Linked DNA regions of Mus musculus: region 1 is linked to region 2. Evidence: chromatin contacts called from ENCODE Hi-C data. All regions are on one chromosome and are shown on one strand. Each heading gives the region's core, a stretch centred on a gene start or an enhancer-like site at or near the end of the contact. The rest is flanking DNA. Distances are from core to core; before and after follow the strand shown. Region 1 holds the start of Cstf2t (cleavage stimulation factor, 3' pre-RNA subunit 2, tau). Region 2 holds the start of Pum3 (pumilio RNA-binding family member 3).

The links. Hi-C counts contacts between places; a loop is a spot of excess contacts on that map.
Region 1: a loop to region 2 is called in a map of heart, with 7 times the contacts of the local background. The contact joins the promoter of Cstf2t here to the promoter of Pum3 in region 2. A Hi-C loop is called at or near these places in 2 of 37 maps with a recorded cell type or tissue (gastrocnemius and heart).

The regions. Positions count from the first base shown.
Region 1 is chr19:31,080,206-31,085,558 of GRCm38, forward strand. It overlaps Cstf2t (cleavage stimulation factor, 3' pre-RNA subunit 2, tau), which reads left to right and starts at 2,636. Exons shown (of 1, transcript NM_031249.2): 1 at 2,636-5,353. The coding sequence starts at 2,861. The coding sequence ends at 4,759. All of the region lies in intron 3 of Prkg1 (protein kinase, cGMP-dependent, type I), which reads right to left.
Region 2 is chr19:27,426,654-27,432,155 of GRCm38, forward strand. Pum3 (pumilio RNA-binding family member 3) reads right to left here and starts at 3,255. Exons shown (of 18, transcript NM_177474.5): 1 at 3,139-3,255; 2 at 384-475. The coding sequence starts at 468. C030016D13Rik (RIKEN cDNA C030016D13 gene) reads left to right here and starts at 3,384. Exons shown (of 1, transcript NR_027987.1): 1 at 3,384-5,502.

The DNA.
Region 1 (5,353 bases), core at 1,386-3,885, 3.7 Mb after region 2:
TAAGAGACCAAGACAAATAAAAAATGTCCCTGGGGATTATAATTTAGTAGTAGACTTGAGGTCCTCAAGTTAATTCTCAGAAGGGTAAAACTTTTCAAAATATCTTAAGAATATGTCTAGATTTGATATGCTTTATCTATAGTGAACTCTTTTAAAGTGTATCTTATTTATTTATGTTTTGAGGGCCTCACAGAGTATCTACAACGAGCTTGAAACTAGATATGTAAACCAAGCTGTCCTGGAAGTGTCTCAAATACTCAGATTAAAGGTGTGATCCACCATACCCAGTTTATGGTGAATTTTATTTTATTTAGTGTTTTAATATACTTTACAGACTCACAAAGACTACAGTATTTACAATTTTGTGTAGAATTTCATCTCTGAAAATAGCTAAAAGGAGAGGGGAGGTTTTACATATATCCCGGGTTTGCCTACAACTCAGTATATAGTCCATGCTATCCTTGAGCTCAAAATGAGCCTGAGCCTGTCTTAGGCTTTCCAGACTTGTGTGACCACCCCTGCTGTAAATACCACATTTGCCAAATATGTCAGAGATTTGGGTGGTTTTGTTGGTTAGTCTTGTTTGTTGAAAACACGTACATTTTTAGTCAAGGCAGTTAGTTTTTTTTTTTAAGATTTATTTATTTATTATATGTAAGTGTAGCTGTCTTCAGACACTCCAGAAGATGGAGTCAGATCTCATTATGGATGGTTGTGAGCCACCATGTGGTTGCTGGGATTTGAACTCTGGACCTTCAGAAGAGCAGTCGGGTGCTCCTTACCTACTGAGCCATCTTACCAGCCTGGCAGTTAGTTTTTAATTTGACTGATAGATGCTCAAAGTAATTCAGAGTAAATATTAAACACCATTTCTTTTCTTTCTTTCTTCTCTTCCTTCTTTCTTTCTTTCTTTCTTCTTTCTTTCCTTCCTTCCTTTTTTTTTTTTTTGTCTTTTGGGTTTTTTTGTTTGTTTGTTTGTTTTGTTTTGTTTTGTTTTTTGAGACAGGGTTTCTCTGTGTAGCCCTGGCTGTCCTGGAACTCACTCTGTAGACCAGGCTGGCCTTGAACTCAGAAACCCGCCTGCCTCTGCCTCCCGAGTGCTGGGATTAAAGGCGTGCGCCACCACCGCCCGGCTTAAACACCATTTCTACAAGGGACTAAGCTGATAGTATTTAACAGACACAAGTGTTAAAGTGTTGAGTGTCTCTCAGTGTGCCATCACCAGCTTGGAACTAGACATAAAGAGCTCCGGGATGTCCTGGAAGTATCCCAAGTGCTAGGATTAAAGATGAGCCGCCATGCCTAATTTATGGTGAATGTTTTATTTAATGTTTTAAAACCTTTAAGTATCTCATAGGCCCCACGTGTTGCTTTGTTTGTTGGTTACTGTGTTTTCTTTGACCATCAGGTAAAGATAAGGCTTGTGGTGCTTGCCTCTAATCCCAGCATACACTGGGAGAAGCAGGAGGATTGCAAATTTGAAGACAGCTTAAACTACATACACAGTGAATTTTTCAGGCCAACCTGGGCTGTAGAAGGGCCCTGTATTAAAATAACAAAATTTGTTTTAGTATACCTGATAACTTAATTTATTGAATTAATTGACAACTGAATGTAAAAATATACCATCTACATTAACATAACACATATCTGGGTGTAGTGGCCCACTCCTTTAAGCCCAGCACTTGGAAGGCAGAGGTAGGTGGATCTCTTGAGTTCAACGCCAGCCTCATCTACAGACTAAGTTCTAGGGCAGCCAGGGCTACACAGACAAACTCTGTCTCAAAAAACAAAAACAAAACCAAGAACAAAACAAAATATAAACCATGATATTTTTTGAATTTTTTTCCAAGTTAAAACAGTGAAAATTATGTTTGGTCATTTAAAATAAAATGGCAGTATTTAAAGTACAAAACTGGCAAGAGAAGTGGGCGGTGGTGGTGCACACCTTTAAGCCCAGCGGAGGATTCTGGGAGCTGGAGGTCAGCCTGCGCTCCAGGATAGGACTACATAGAGACCTTGTCTCTAAATAATAAATAAAATCACAACTACTTATATGTGTACAATAAAAGTTTAGTCGATTAATCCAGACTCTGCAGTCATACTTTTTAGTTAATTCCACTTTAGCATTGATGTCAATTAAAATTTGTAAGGGGAGAGAGAAATGATCACACAACAACCTGCGCACACAGAAGATACCAGGGAAGACCCTGGACTTGGTAACAGTTTGAACAAGCCATAGCTTGGGGGCGGGGCTGCGGCTGACAGAAGCGCTATTTTATCTTTGCGATAATTATGTTTAATGTTGTTAAGCTATTTTAAGGGATAAATAACAATATTTTTACCTCATAATATTGGATATAATTTTAAATATTTCTATTATCCTACACTAAACGAAAGCTGTGAAAACACATTAAGCCTTAAATCAGCTTCCGGCTTGCGGTTTCCCGCCGGTGGAACGCAATGAAAACAGCCCCGAGTGTGTGGAAACACAGACGCTGCCGGTTACCCCATGGAAGCCCGATCGGCCATTTTTAATGAGGTCAGTCGTAGTGCATCCTGTGCCCGCAGGAAGCGGGGGCGGGACGCCGGGAAAACTCGACCAATAGGACCATGGAACGGAATCCTGTTGTCAGTAAGTAGGCGCGGACAACCGAGCTCACGGCCCGGGGCGGAAGGCGTTAGATAAATTAGTCCGGTCTCAGGAAGCAGTGTCTGCGGCCTAACGGAACTACAGATTCCTAACAGAAAGGTTTCTGTCCGGAGCTTGCTATCTGCTTCCGTTACAGAGCGGAAGTGTGGTTCGCCAGAGGACGACCCTTAGACGAATTCAATCTCCGCTGTCCTCTCGGCAGCAATCATGTCGAGTTTGGCGGTCAGAGACCCAGCCATGGATCGATCGCTGCGTTCGGTGTTCGTGGGGAACATTCCGTATGAGGCGACGGAGGAGCAGTTAAAGGACATTTTCTCAGAGGTTGGTTCAGTTGTCAGTTTCCGTCTCGTCTACGATAGAGAGACTGGGAAGCCCAAGGGTTATGGCTTCTGCGAGTACCAAGACCAGGAGACTGCGCTCAGTGCCATGCGAAACCTCAATGGGCGAGAGTTTAGTGGGAGAGCGCTTCGGGTGGACAATGCCGCCAGCGAAAAGAACAAGGAGGAGTTAAAGAGCTTAGGCCCGGCGGCCCCCATCATTGACTCCCCCTATGGGGACCCTATCGACCCAGAAGATGCTCCAGAATCGATTACTAGAGCAGTCGCCAGCTTGCCCCCAGAGCAGATGTTTGAGCTCATGAAGCAGATGAAGTTGTGTGTCCAGAACAGTCACCAGGAAGCTCGAAACATGCTACTTCAGAACCCACAGTTGGCGTATGCTTTGCTGCAGGCACAAGTGGTGATGAGAATCATGGATCCAGAGATTGCACTGAAAATTTTGCATCGTAAGATACATGTCACACCACTGATCCCAGGCAAATCTCAGCCGGTCTCTGGGCCTGGCCCTGGTGGGCCTGGGCCTAGTGGGCCTGGCGGCCCTGGCCCCGGCCCTGCCCCTGGCCTCTGCCCGGGACCTAACGTCATGTTGAACCAACAGAATCCTCCTGCCCCTCAGCCTCAGCATCTGCCAAGAAGACCTGTGAAGGACATTCCACCTCTGATGCAGACCTCTATCCAGGGAGGAATTCCAGCTCCGGGGCCAATACCAGCTGCAGTTCCTGGACCTGGACCTGGTTCCTTAACTCCAGGAGGAGCAATGCAGCCACAAGTTGGCATGCCAGTGGTTGGTCCAGTGCCCCTGGAGCGAGGACAGATGCAGATATCAGATCCTAGACCTCCGATGCCTCGTGGACCCATGCCTTCTGGTGGCATACCTCCTCGAGGACTACTGGGAGATGCTCCAAATGACCCACGTGGAGGGACTTTGCTCTCAGTGACTGGAGAAGTAGAGCCCAGGGGCTATATGGGACCACCCCATCAGGGTCCTCCAATGCATCATGGTCATGACAACCGTGGCCCTGCCTCACATGATATGAGAGGAGGACCATTGGCAGCAGATCCCAGAATGCTAATTGGAGAGCCCAGAGGTCCCATGATAGATCAGAGAGGTCTACCTATGGATGGTAGAGGAGGTAGAGAATCTCGAGGGATGGAGACTCGGCCCATGGAAACTGAGGTCTTGGAGCCACGAGGAATGGAGAGAAGGATGGAGACCTGCGCGATGGAAACCAGAGGCATGGATGCAAGAGGACTAGAGATGAGGGGCCCTGGCCCTAGTTCCAGAGGTCCGATGACTGGTGGAATCCAGGGTCCTGGCCCTATTAATATGGGGGCAGGTGGCCCTCAGGGACCTAGACAGGTTCCAAATATTGCAGGAGTGGGAAATCCTGGAGGTACCATGCAGGGGGCAGGTATACAAGGAGGAGGGATGCAGGGAGCAGGTATGCAAGGAGGAGGGATGCAAGGAGCAGGCATGCAAGGAGGAGGGATGCAGGGAGCTGGCATGCAAGCAGGGATGCAGGGAGCTAGCATGCAAGGAGGGATGCAGGGAGCTGGCATGCAAGGAGCCAGTAAGCAAGGTGGAGGCCAGCCTAGCAGTTTTAGCCCTGGGCAAAGCCAGGTAACTCCACAAGATCAAGAAAAAGCAGCTTTGATCATGCAGGTTCTCCAGCTGACTGCGGATCAGATTGCCATGCTGCCTCCCGAACAAAGGCAGAGCATTTTGATTTTAAAGGAACAAATCCAGAAATCCACTGGGGCTTCTTGAATGGTTTTCAACTAAGAAGCACTTAGTTACTCCTTCAGAGTTTATTCTGTGGCATGAAGTGGTGCAAAAAGCTGTCTTCTGTGTTCGCACACTTTAACCATTTAAGGTTTCCTTCTCCCTAGATCTTAATCTTTCTTCTAGTCCTGTCACTTTCTGCTTCCCTTTTAGCTTTTTGATGGAGGTTATGGAGTGGAAGGAGTGGGCCTGTTCACTTTGTCACTGTTACTCTACCACGTACCCTGAAAATAACTACATCATCCACCAAGTAAGGCTATGAGGAAGATGCAGGAGGAATAACATGTCTGCACTTTGTTAACTGCGTCTTTAAAAATCCCGAGTAAGCTGGGAACTACATAAAAATTGAAAGTGACTTGTTACAGTATTGATATACTAAGATGGTTTAAAGGTTTTTGGTTGTATATTAACTGAATGTCAGCATCTTAAGATACACTTTTTGGTAAACCAAAATACTGTAGAGTAATAAGATTAATGTTTAGTTATTTTGGAATTATTTTGAAATATTGGAGCTAACAGTCTGTGGTGTAGATGTAGGGTTTTTTTTGTTTTTGTTTTTTTTTTTTTAAGCATTGTTAT
Region 2 (5,502 bases), core at 2,005-4,504:
ACTCTGCAATACTGACACCTGATGGAATAACAGAGGTATCACCATTCAAAATTCAGAAGGCAAAAGCTGTCAAAATTAGCCAGCTCCAACTCACCAATGTTAAAATGAATTGTTCAGAGAATAAATGTGAACACCATGAGGCCACATCCACTGCTGACACAGAGGAGCTTTCAGAAATAAAAAAAATTCCTCGATTCTTCTGGCAATCTCATAGAAGTTTCATGAGGAACAGGTCAACTTGTGGACAGTAGCAGTGGCCTCTTTCTCCCACGTTTACTGTAATCCTAGCCCATGAACAGAGTGGCACCTGCCATAAATCCCCACCCCCTGCCCCAATCTAGGTAGTCACCAGAAGGGAAGCACCTTGGGAAAGGCCATCTTACCACTGTTCTTATGAAATTTATTCTTTCCTTGTGATGTCTGTGGACTCTTTCCTGTAAACTTTTTCTTCCCTTTGACTTCCATCATAGTACTTCTGAAAAACAAAAGCCAAAACCACAAAGAATCACTGACTTGCTCATCCAATAAGAGTCATTAAGTAGTTGCTACAGCGTTTAGTCCTTGAGTTCAGATGCCATATAAAGTAACCAGGCACGGCCTGGAGGCTCTCAAGTCCACCACGTATATAGTTAACCTCTAAGACATTAAAAGGAAAGTCAAAAAAGATCCCAGCCCAAGCACACCCTAGCTGGCTCAATACAGACCACTGTAAGAGTAAACACCACTGTCTGCAGCTTCTAACCTGGGAAGCCTTGGTGATGAGTAAGTGGATCTCTCGGCATCCACCTTACAAAGCAGGGACCAGAAATAGGCTACACTCAGCACATATTACAATTTAATGAAAACATGAAAACACACACACACACACACACACACAAGAAAGCTAAAAGAAAGGTTACTGGCCAACTCTTTTAGAGGTAACCAAATATCTGGCTGGCCTCTAAGTTACACAGAGCTATGTAATACTTTATTTCAAAGGATTTGTCTAACATGTCACCTGTTGGGTCCAGTGACCTTCACCTCCCACCAACTTACAAGCTCTGCAAGAAGCAGAACACATATGGACAAAAGGCAAGCATCTCCAGGCTCATGACTACAGTCCCCAAAGTTACATGCTCACCCATCTCTAAATGACCTCAAGAGTCACCTGTAGGAATTCCTAGACAATGTTTACAGATTAGAAACTTCCACAAGAATTAATTTCTTGTTGGCTATGTTAACACACAGTTGTAATCCTAGCACCTAGACTAAGGCAGAAGGATCACTGTTTGAGTTCAAGGCTACTCTGGGCAACATAAATTAGAGGCAAGTCTGGGCTACATCGTGAGATACTGTTTCAAAACTCAAAACAAAACAAGATGTTCCTTAGGACGCTGGAACATCTTGGGCAGGGGTCCATGTTATATTTGAGATTGAGAAACACTAAATCAAACAGCAATAGCCAGCAAGTAAAGATTTTCCAAATTCTCTAATTTGCTACTATGAACTATCCATTGCACAAGACTTCCTAAACCTAATAGAACCAAATTTGTCCAGGAAACACTCTGGAAAATGCAGTGGGTTTGATGCCCAGCAGTGTATACACAGGGTACAGATCTATAATTCCAGCACAGGACCTGCTCAGCTTCCTGCGGGGCATCTCTTTTTCACTTTTTCATTTTATTACCTGGTAAGACATCACATTCGCATTTGCATTTCTGCATGTAGGTTTCATGTACTACCACATGCTAAGCAATTGTGCCAATGGCCCTCACATGTAGCTGTCTAGAAAAACCTTATTTACATACTCTATTTTAAAACTATGCCTCTTACATTAGAGTTAAAACGATATAGAGCCTATAGATCTATTACCCAGCTTCCCCACTGACAACTTAATAAGACAGTGTAATGAAACTTATGAAAATAACACTAGTATAACACAGGGTTTATTTGGAAATCAATTTTCTCATTCCTGTCCTCTTCCTATTCCAAGATACAGTTAATGTAGCCACCTCATGTCCTTTTTTCCAGGTTATGTCCCCTTTGGGAGTTTAAGATTTTCATTATTAGACTGAGGTTATGCTTGGGCCAGGGGAAGGGGTGGCACATGACAGCAAAGAAGTGCTGCTCTCACAGTGACAAAGCTATGCGGCAGTCATGATGATGTTAACCCTGGTCACTTAAAGCACTGTTCACCAAGTTACTAAGCAATCAAATTAACGGCTAATCCAAGAGCAAGACAAGCAAATTAGGTATTCTAGACTGTGCAGCCTTGGGACCCTGAGATAACGTCCTACACAGACCTGAGTCCTCAACACTTCTTGATTATGTATATAACTGGCGTCTTATGCTTAATGTCTGAGACACAATCCTCTGCATTCCACTACAAATTACTATCTTTCTCTCCCTGTCTATTCCTGCTGTATTCAACGGGGACCATCTACTCCACTTCGCAGAGAGAAAACTGGAGCACGGCTCCTGATGTTCACTTCTTTGGTAGTCATCGTGTACCCAACAGTAAGTTATCCTGCAGTCTCCTTAAAGATACCTCTGTCTCTACTACCAACACTCAATGCAAATCATCAAAAATCTCCTTAAGAGAGTCAAGACCTACCATGAGCCTCCCGATCTTTTCTAATAATCCTTCATTATTTTATATGCCTAGGAACACAAAGCAAAATACTTCCCACTACACAAAAATAAAGAGACTCGACACCAAGGCTCCACAGTTCTACCTTCCTCTTTGTCCAGTCCGCGCCTTACTCCTGACTTCCACCTCCGGGACATCCCACTGCCTCTGTTTAAAATACTCTTGCCTCCCATCATGCTTGGCTTATGGATCGCTTCAGTTTTCCCTGCACTGCTCCTATGCACAACGTCTGACACGGGACGAGTGGGCTGACTGTGACTCGCACAGGCCGGAGTTTGACAGCGAAACTTGTTCCTTTAGCTCTACAATAATCAAGTTAACAGAGAGGGCTTAACCCCTGCCCTCGCCAGGGTTCCTCCAACTCCGGGCCAGAGAAGCGGCCAGGTAGACCGTCCCGGAGATGGAGCTGAAGACGCCGCTCGCCCACCACCCCGCAGAGCTCCCCGCTCCCGAGCGGCCGGCGGACACTCGCCCCACACTTCCCGCACCAAACTCTCCACAACACTCACCGCACACGTGGGGCAGAAACTCGCAGAGTTCCGCCACCACCCCCCGCCGCTTCCGCTTCCGCTTCCGCGTTCTGCCCCGCCCCGGATCCGCTGATTGTAGCGTTACGTCCTGGTACTGGGGTCAAGGGGTGGAGCTTAGGAAACACGAAATCCGTAGTTCCTGTTGGTCCATTTTCGCCACACCTCTCGTCTGAGAGGGCTGCATGAGTTTTGGCCCTCGAAGGGATCCGTCCCGTGGAAGACGAGTCCGTGGCTTGGGAAAGTGACGCTTGAGCCTGCAGATTTCTGGGAACGACGCGGGTTCTCGCGAGGGCCACCCAGGTCCTGAAGGAGTTAAAAGACAGCGAAGTCTGCAAGCTGGGTTAGCGTTGGGACAGCTCGCTCGTTAGTGTCTGTTTGCGTCGTTAGTCTAGCCTGGAGGGTAAAAGCTGTACCGGAGTCTCTTCTGTTGTAATCGTGTTTGCCAACACCCATGTCTCCCTTATTTCCCACCCTAGCTGCGAATCTCCGGATAAATTAGATCCCTCGGGAACCATAAGTGTAAAGAACGGAGCACAGTCAAATATTGTGAAAAGCTCTTTCCATAAATGTGTGTGTGGCGTTTTTAATGTAGGCCCGTTCTTGGGCATGCATTTTTTCCCCCACGGTTCCACTTTAGGATATATATTTAAGGTATTACTCCATTTTAGCGAGGAAGCAATAGAAACAAACTTGGTCTTGGGGGCTGCAGAGATGGCTAAGCTGTTTTCTGCTCTTGGAGAGGACTTGGGTTCATTTCCCAGCACCTACATGGCGGCAGTTCCAGGGGATCCCACGTCGCGCCAAACAACAGAACCTTACTGCCTAACTGTTCTGAAATGCAGATGTTAGTTGGTTGAGCAGGGGGCCCTTTTTGAAGCCCCAAGGAGTGAGTGGACGTCCCATGTATCTTCAGCATCTGGTGCTTCAGACGTTCCTTGGCTTATACCTGACTCCTGCCCCTGCCTTTCATTCTCTTCCGTCTTTGTTGTGAGAACACTTGTCAGTTTGTTAAGATAGCTTGCAAATAAGCTTAGAGACTATAATTCCCTGTGGACACTGTCTCTTGTGTCGCTGGTAACACATCTTTAAGTGTTACGGCTCTGTTAGGGGAAGGCTTCAGCTGCTGGGAAAGTTTCCCTGATGCAGGTGTTACAGCTTTGCTCTGGCTCATAGAAAATTTTCCCTGTGACAGTTCTGCTCCAAAAGGTATCCTGGCAGTCAGGAGCCAAGGAATACCACAAAGTCTTGCTGCACAACTAAGCTCAGGCAAGGGATTAATTTGGAGGGAAAAGCTAAGGAGGGTGGTTGCCCTGCTTGGAAGAGAAGCAACAGAGAACTGGGCAGAATTGGGGGATGGGGAAATATATCAGGATTCTGGGGTGGGGGGTTACTTTCCAGGGTGGTCTGGGATTTTATTTTACTTTTTTCTTGTACGGCGAGACCTGGGCTGGGAATGGCTATTACAGCCTTTAAAAGATGACCATTAGGGAAGTCAAGGGCACATGTGTGTGTGGGGGGGGGGGTCTGGCTATTTCCTGCCTTGAAGCACTAGAAAGGCAGTTACAGCTGTTTTAGCCTTTACACCCTTGCTAGAGCTCCTGAGGCCAAGACCTAGCCACTTTTGTGCCTTGAGGATTTACAACGGCTACTAAGTATACAAAATTTACAAAGGGAGGTCATGGCAGAAAAGCCTGTTGCTTGAGTTGGTGTAAATGGCCAGCAATACCTATTTGAAGAAAGTGGAAAATACCACAGTTGATCCTTTTTAGAAGTACCATGTGAAGGATGTATTATAACTTCCCCTCAATATTTAATATTATACAGTTACAAGAGGCTTATGAAAGCAAATTCCATAGATATTCCATGAAGGAACGGAGTTGCAGGGCTCTATTGTGACCAATCAAGGAAAGGTTATAAATATCCTGATAAAGTCTGGCTATATTATTTTGTTTCACTTTAATTTTAAAAAGATCTTCAGGTTTTGTTTGGTTGTTGTTGTTGTTGATGATGATGATGAAAAAAATAGACCCAAGTTGTACCTCTGTTGCTGGGTATGACTTAGAACACATATATTCTAAACTGATCAGAAAATAAAATTACAAAAACATATCAGACCCTCCAGTTAATCCAGATCTGCCTGTCAAGCATCTGGACAGGAAATGTTCTGGAAACCTTAACGAAATATAATAAACTTAAAAGCATGTTAAGATGGGAGCATGCTTGTCTCCTCAGTGAGCCATGCACTTATGAATATCCCCGAAGCTTCTCTCACAAGGCAGTCGCTTACAGATGCTCTCTGCTCTGAGACCCTGCTTTCGGAATTACAGCTGACTCCAACTCTTC